Linked DNA regions of Mus musculus: region 1 is linked to region 2. The links are chromatin contacts, found by Hi-C in ENCODE. All regions are on one chromosome and are shown on one strand. Each heading gives the region's core, a stretch centred on a gene start or an enhancer-like site at or near the end of the contact. The rest is flanking DNA. Distances are from core to core; before and after follow the strand shown. Region 1 holds the start of Nsa2 (NSA2 ribosome biogenesis homolog). Region 2 holds the start of Vmn1r-ps103 (vomeronasal 1 receptor, pseudogene 103).

Region 1 (3,601 bases), core at 368-2,867, about 75 Mb before region 2:
TGCTTTTGGAGTATTTGAACTAAAGCAGTGAACAACAACAACGACTGTGCTCACACAGACTCTAGCCAACTCAAGGGCTACTAGGGGGAGGGGCTGAAATATACAACATCCTACTGTCATCGATGTTGCAGAAAGGAAGGGAAATGGAGCAGTTATGGTGTCAAGGGAGGCTTCACTAAAACTGTGAAATTAAAACTAAAAAAAAAACTAAAGTAGGTAAGGGAGTCAATGTGGGAAGAGGGAGCATACTCTAGCTTGAGAAATTGCGTAATTTACTGCACCTGAAAATACACGAATGCTAATCAGCGCTAGCTCTGATTTAAACAAACAAACAAACAAAAACATTATACTATGGGGACTTAAATGATAGTTTGAAGCCCAGCGGTTGTGGTGCACATCTTTAATTTCAGCACTCTGGAGGCAGAGGCAGGCGGACCTTTGTTGAGTTTGAGGCCAGTCTTGTTTGCGAAGCAAGTTCCAGGACAGCCAGCTCTACACAGGGAAACACTATCTCGAAAACATCAAAAAAGGAAGGGATGTTTAAAAAAAAAAAAAAAAGCAACAGCTTGACTCCAAGTGCTAGGGCTTCTTGAGATGTACTTTTCAATTTTGGTAGTTCCAAATTGGAGCTAGTGAACTTCTGTGACTACAGTACAAGGATAAAACTGGGGACTGACGAGATGGCTCAGAGGTTAAGTTTGGCTGCCCTTCTAGAGGACCAGGTTCAATTCCCAGCAACCACTAGCCCCCCCAACCATCTTTTATGATTCAACACCCTGTTCTGGCCTCGGAGGGCACCAGGTACGCACTACACATTTAAAAAAAAAAATAATAAGGGCTGGTGAGATGGCTCAGTGGGTAAGAGCACCCGACTGCTCTTCCGAAGGTCAGGAGTTCAAATCCCAGCAACCACATGGTGGCTCACAACCATCCGATCACGATATCTGACTCCCTCTTCTGGAGTGTCTGAAGACAGCTACAGTGTACTTACATATAATAAATAAATAAATCTTAAAAAAAAAATAATAATAATAAGGTGGAAAAACCACACAGATTTCTAAAAGGTAAAAACTGCCCTTAATTACACAGGATTTCTCAAGAGCTTAGGGGGAAAGTCCTGGGCGTCCACAAAAACCAAGTACCTTTTGCTTTCCTGGCCTGGCCAGTAGTTTTATTTTCCATATAACATATCTCAACCAATTGTGCATCCGCTAGCAACAGGAGAGACAGAAACAGACTAACAAATCAGTCGCCCTCCATAATGGATGAAGCAACACGTCCGTGACCCGGCAGACGGGGCCCGGAGGCCGGGGAGTGCTCGTCTGGAACCCGCTGTCAGTAGCAGCTACGAGGTCAGCAGTGGCAGACCAGCAAGACCGCGGCACGCACAGGGCGCCTGGCTGGTTCTGCTAGTGTCCGCCGGGGAGTAAGAGAGGAACCGGCAACACGGTACCACATCCCACCACCTCAGACACCCTCATACCCGCAGAAGGAACCCGCGGATCTCCCAGCTTACAAAAGCTCCATAAGCACCTTCCGCCCTCTAAGCAGTTCCGGTGGCGTCTCAGCTAAAATTCTCCTGCTGTCAATTTCCGCCCATCTGCCTAGGAACGGAAAGACGTCACGGAACTGCTGTGCGGCGCTTGCGCTCCACTCGGCCTTCTTAAAGGACTACCCTTTCCCGTCCTGGGCTGAACGAGGCAGGCTCGTGGACCAGTGACATCCAGAAATTAAGAGTTTTTTGAGACCCGGGAGGTCGCGGACCGGTGCTCCGCGGCTGTCATCATGGTAAGGAGGCCTCCTCGGACGCGGGCGACGAAGGGCCTGGGGTTAGCGTGGTTGGGCTGTCGGGGAGAGAGGACCGTGGTAGGCGGAACTGAGATGCCTTGGCGTGAGATGCAGCTTCTGGACCCGGAACACAAATCTTGGGATGAGACAAGAGTTCACTATAAAAGTCCTGATCTTGCTACCGTGGCGTCAGTGCCAACCTAATGGAATGCAGTTGAGACTTGTGATAATAACTTTATAGTCGCATCACACCGTTTTAATGCTCAGTATACTATATTCTTTGCAAAAAGCCAAACAGCGAATGAGTTGCGGAACAAAACATTCTCTTTATATATGAATTACCAGACCTGCCATTCTCATTATACTGGATGTTTCTCTTCAAAGTGGAATGCCATAAACCTTCTTTGTAGTTGCTGCAAAGTTTATGTGATAGCAGTTGAAAACAACACCCATAAGGGTTTTGTTACCTAGTTTTAATCTCTGAGCTGGGTTTTGTGCCTGTTTGTTTATTAGGTTGGTTGGTTTTGAGGGTTCAAATCTAACTAGATGCTGACTACAGTTTCATTGTTAACAATGAAACAATTTAAAACACAAATGGGATCCCATATAGTACTGACAACATGCAAAATAATACACCAACTTTGGAAGATAACACAGCAGTAGACAGTTTCCAAGCAAAGGTCTGAATTCATCTATATTTATTACAACTTTATTCCTAATCACCAATGGAAAAAAATGAACAGTCCAGATATACATCATATGGTAAATGGATAAAGAAATGAGTTTATATCCACACACTGGGATATGGCCAAGTGCTATAAAGTACTTAAGAGCTGGTAGACATAAATGGATATATTCTAGTTAAAAAAAGCCAGATGCAAAAGGATGTGTGTCCTGTAGATTCTACTCACTGGGCAGAGTAAACCATACAAATATAAGGTTGAAGATGGGAAAAGAAGACCTTAGAGTAGCACAAAGGAACATTCTGGGGTGGAAAAATCAATATGCCATCTTGAATATAATGGATACAGAAATTTATGATTGGGCAGGAATTACAACTACACACCCACAACTAAAATTGGCAAATCTTGTTTTATGTAAATTGTGTTTTAGAAAAATAACATTCTTTTTTTTTTTTTTTTTTTTTGGTTTTTCGAGACAGGGTTTCTCTTTTAGCTCTGGCTGTCCTGGAACTCACTCTGTAGACCAGGCTGGCCTCGAACTCAGAAATCCGCCTGCCTCTGCCTCCCGAGTGCTGGGATTAAAGGCGTGCGCCACCACGTCCGATTGAAAAATAACATTCTTTTTGGTTTTTCGAGACAGGGTTTCTCTGTGTAGCCCTGGCTGTCCTGGAACTCACTCTGTAGACCAGGCTGGCCTCCAACTCAGAAATCCGCCTGCCTCTGCCTCCCAAGTGCTGGGATTAAAGGTGTGTGCCACCACTGCCCGGCAAAATAACATTTTCTAATTTAAAAAGACCTGAAAGTAATTTACCTTATTATCTAAAGTAAAAAAAAAAGCATTAAATCCTGTAGTAATCTTATGTTTTTAGTAGATTTTGAATAAATACCTTCATTAAATAGTAGCTTTCCCTGAGAGTCATGCAGGTGTAAGCACATGAATACTGTCCAAGATAAAAATATATTTCACTTCATCATATTAAAGTCTTCGAATAGGGCTGGAAAGATGGCTCAGCGGTAAGAGCACTGACTGCTCCTCTGAAGGTCCTGAGTTCAAATGTCAGCAACCGCATGGTGGCTCACGACCACCTGTAATGAGATCTGATGCCTTCTTCTGATGCTTATGTATAATA
Region 2 (3,240 bases), core at 42-2,541:
AAACTAAGCAGAGAATCTTTAGTTTAAACATAGAAAAGTTTTAAATATCCTTCCAAGAGTGGAAAATAGAGAATGAGATGTCTATATCAGTGTAATTTGTTAAGGTCTTTCTTTCAGTTCAAGGCTGTGAGTCACCAGAAAGAGTGTTTGAAAATAATTACATGCACAAGCTGCTTTGGGATTTCATCTTACCCACAGTCTTCTGACATCTTCTGACACCTATTGGACAAATAAATGAGAGTGACATTTTCTCAATTTCTCCATCTGGGCATGCCAAAAATCAACCAGAAGCCCATCCCTGTGAATCAACACAAAAGGGCTAAAAGTTGCATAACCAAGGCTCAGAAATTCTAGAGTATTTACCATCAATGCATTGTCCCTTGAAGAGAGACTTAAAATTAGAAAAAAGGGCACAATCTGTCCAGTAGAAGAAAACAAAACAGAGCATCAGAAGGAGGACACTTTGAGCAGCTCTCAGCTCCGGAGGAGTTCTGTAGAGGAGCTTGGAGTTCTGAAGGTAGAGGACTTGCTGGTGGTGCTTGTGGAGAAGAAATACCATGTAGCCACTGGCCCCTCCCATGGCACCCTGAAACACTGCATCTCTCAGGACCATGAGAGGGAGAACAATCCATTTTATTTCCTGACTTTCTTGCATAAAATAGCAATAGTTGTCACTATTCTTATGCTGTGATATATTCATACCTGTACTTATGATAGAATGTATTAGGTTCATACTTATTAAACCATTGAGTATCCAAAAGAATAGCAAGAATGGAAGGATGTGCTGTGCAGACTTTGGCCTGAGCCTCCTCCACCCAGATGCTCTGGGACTGATGATGATGGCCTGGACCACAGTGAGGAGACTGCTGGTGCAGAGGGAGAGGCCCCGGGCCACTCTCCCCAGGTAAACAATTATCTTGCAGCCTATGTCATCTAGAAAATTTCTAATACCAAAAGTTTCTATTGCCTTGGGCAGTCCTTTTGTAAGAAGGAGTATGATGTTTGTAAAGGCCAAGTGGATGAGAATAAGGTGTATGGGCTTCTTCTCAGGGCTTCCCCACCAACTGAGCATAAAATTCACAGAAACAGACATGTTCCCCAGAGTGCCAAGCACTGTCATGGAGGGGAAAATAATTTCCTCAATGTACTTCAAAACCATGTCTTCCTTCCTAGGTGAAAAACTTGTATACAGGATGCAAACACATTCTGAAGAAAGCCTCCTTAATGCTAGATATGTGTATGAACAGCAAATTTGCACAGTAGCATTTTCTTGAGTTTGAAAAGCAGTCATGGACACAGGTAATATTGCAGCTTAGGTCTCTGAAACTTCTCTTTTATCCTGTGGTCTGTGGGATATTTTGCATGGTCTCATAGACGATATTATTAACTGGTATTCAAAGCTAAGATTTAAAGGAGATTATTTTTGAGCTTTACTCTAGAAACATTGACTTCTTCAAGTTTCTTTGCATGTGTGTTCGTGTGTTTGTATGTATTCATTTGTAAAATGTATGCATTATCTTTGTTACTTCTGTGTGTTGTTGAATTGAATTCCAACATCTGTATATATGTTGAAATTTTTTGAACATATTTTCTCACCCAATTCCCAAAGCCTGAGACTCATGCTGAATCTGACTACCTTCCTTACAACACACACAGATCCTGAGAAACCCTTCTAGTCAAAACCTGCAACATCTCTCCTCCTTTGTTCAATATTCCTTTCTTATCTGCATCTTGAAAAGCCAACAATTTCTAGAATGGCATTTGAATTCAAAGGTTTATAACTTCAATTTCTATATCAATATGTTAGGTTTTTTATATTGATCATTGATTGATTTTGCTCTGTATGAATGTTTACTAGATACTTTTAAAAAGTAGTCCTTAGTGTCATGTCAAATTGTGTAAACTTTCTAGATAAAGTCCCACAGTTAAATCTGAATCACAGGAAGATGTTCTTAAAAGCCTGAGTGAAAAATTCATGTAACCACCATGTTGTAGCCATGGACAGTGCCCGGTAGAACCCTGGGATGCTTCCTACTGATGAGAGGGATGGGGGAGGAGATTAATGAAGTGTTAGCTGATGCCAATTGATGAGTGTGATTTATGAGTTATGAGGTCTCAATATGGCTGAATGACCACAGTAGGTTGAGGTATACAGTTGTGAGCAGGGACTCTCCCATCTAAGTGTTCATGGCAACATTTGCCATGTGAGTAGCAGATATTAAGAGTTTGCTTTACAGCCTGCTACTCTTCCTGTTTCTTTCCAACCTGTTTGTTAGGCAGGCTGCTTTGTTCTATATCAGTCTGAGCTGATTTTAGAACTTAAACCTCAGCAGGATGTTATTGTTCAGGTTGTGGCACTCCATTCTCATATCTCAGATATTTTTAGTAAGCTTTGGGCACCATTTCTAGAATGAAAGGAATCAAGATGCTCCAGTGGCTCCATAGGTTTTTGTGTTCTGAGGACTTCGAGTGCCTTTGTTCCCTGCTTTCCTTCCTGCTGGTACTTCTAATAAGTCATTCATTTCTATTGAAATAGACTATTACAGGATAGAGAAGTGACTCCTCTCCTCCATTATTTGGGAATGCTAAAGGAAATTAATTTTAAAAAAAGAGAAGAAACTTCTGTTTAGATGGATGGATATTCCCATGATAGGTTAAAGCTCGAAGACCTTGAGATAGATTATATCCATTCATCCTGATTTTTCTTTTTTTTCAATATTTTTTACTAGGTATTTTCCTCATTTACATTTCCAATGCTATCCCAAAAGTCCCCCATACCCTCCCCCCACTCTCCTAGCCACACACTCCCACTTTTTGGCCCTGTACTGGGACATATAAAGTTTGCATGACAAATGGGTCTCTCTTTCCAGTGATGGCCAACTAGGCCATCTTTTGATACATCCTGATTTTTCTTAAAGCAAGCCAGCAAACAATCAAACAAACCACAAATGATTGTGGCCCTTTGGCAGTTATCACTGGGGTAAAGTTAAGGTGAGCTGTTTCAGGATGTACTAGTTTATAACCTGGAACCTTGTAGCAAGACATCTCAAGATGGTCTTGATAACTGCTACACTTTGTGGTTTATAGTTATCCACAAGCACCAGGCATACAATAACTGAAGTTGAGATAAATATTTATAATATTAGGTGATAGAATCAAGAGACTATAAGGATGAATCCAGAAGGAAAAGCTTCAACTGAGGAATTATAATGCTATTGTAAAAGAAAACAAGTGCCAATA

What was found. Hi-C counts contacts between places; a loop is a spot of excess contacts on that map.
Region 1: a map of T-helper 1 cell shows a loop between it and region 2 (120-fold over the local background). The contact joins the promoter of Nsa2 here to the promoter of Vmn1r-ps103 in region 2. A Hi-C loop is called at or near these places in 3 of 37 maps with a recorded cell type or tissue (T-helper 1 cell, T-helper 17 cell and regulatory T cell).

Annotation. Positions count from the first base shown.
Region 1 is chr13:97,135,942-97,139,542 of GRCm38, reverse strand. Nsa2 (NSA2 ribosome biogenesis homolog) reads left to right here and starts at 1,617. Exons shown (of 6, transcript NM_021552.5): 1 at 1,617-1,788. The coding sequence starts at 1,786. Gfm2 (G elongation factor, mitochondrial 2) reads right to left here and starts at 1,606. Exons shown (of 21, transcript NM_177266.5): 1 at 1,484-1,606.
Region 2 is chr13:22,439,323-22,442,562 of GRCm38, reverse strand. Vmn1r-ps103 (vomeronasal 1 receptor, pseudogene 103) reads right to left here and starts at 1,291. Exons shown (of 1, transcript NM_134211.2): 1 at 320-1,291. The coding sequence starts at 1,291. The coding sequence ends at 320.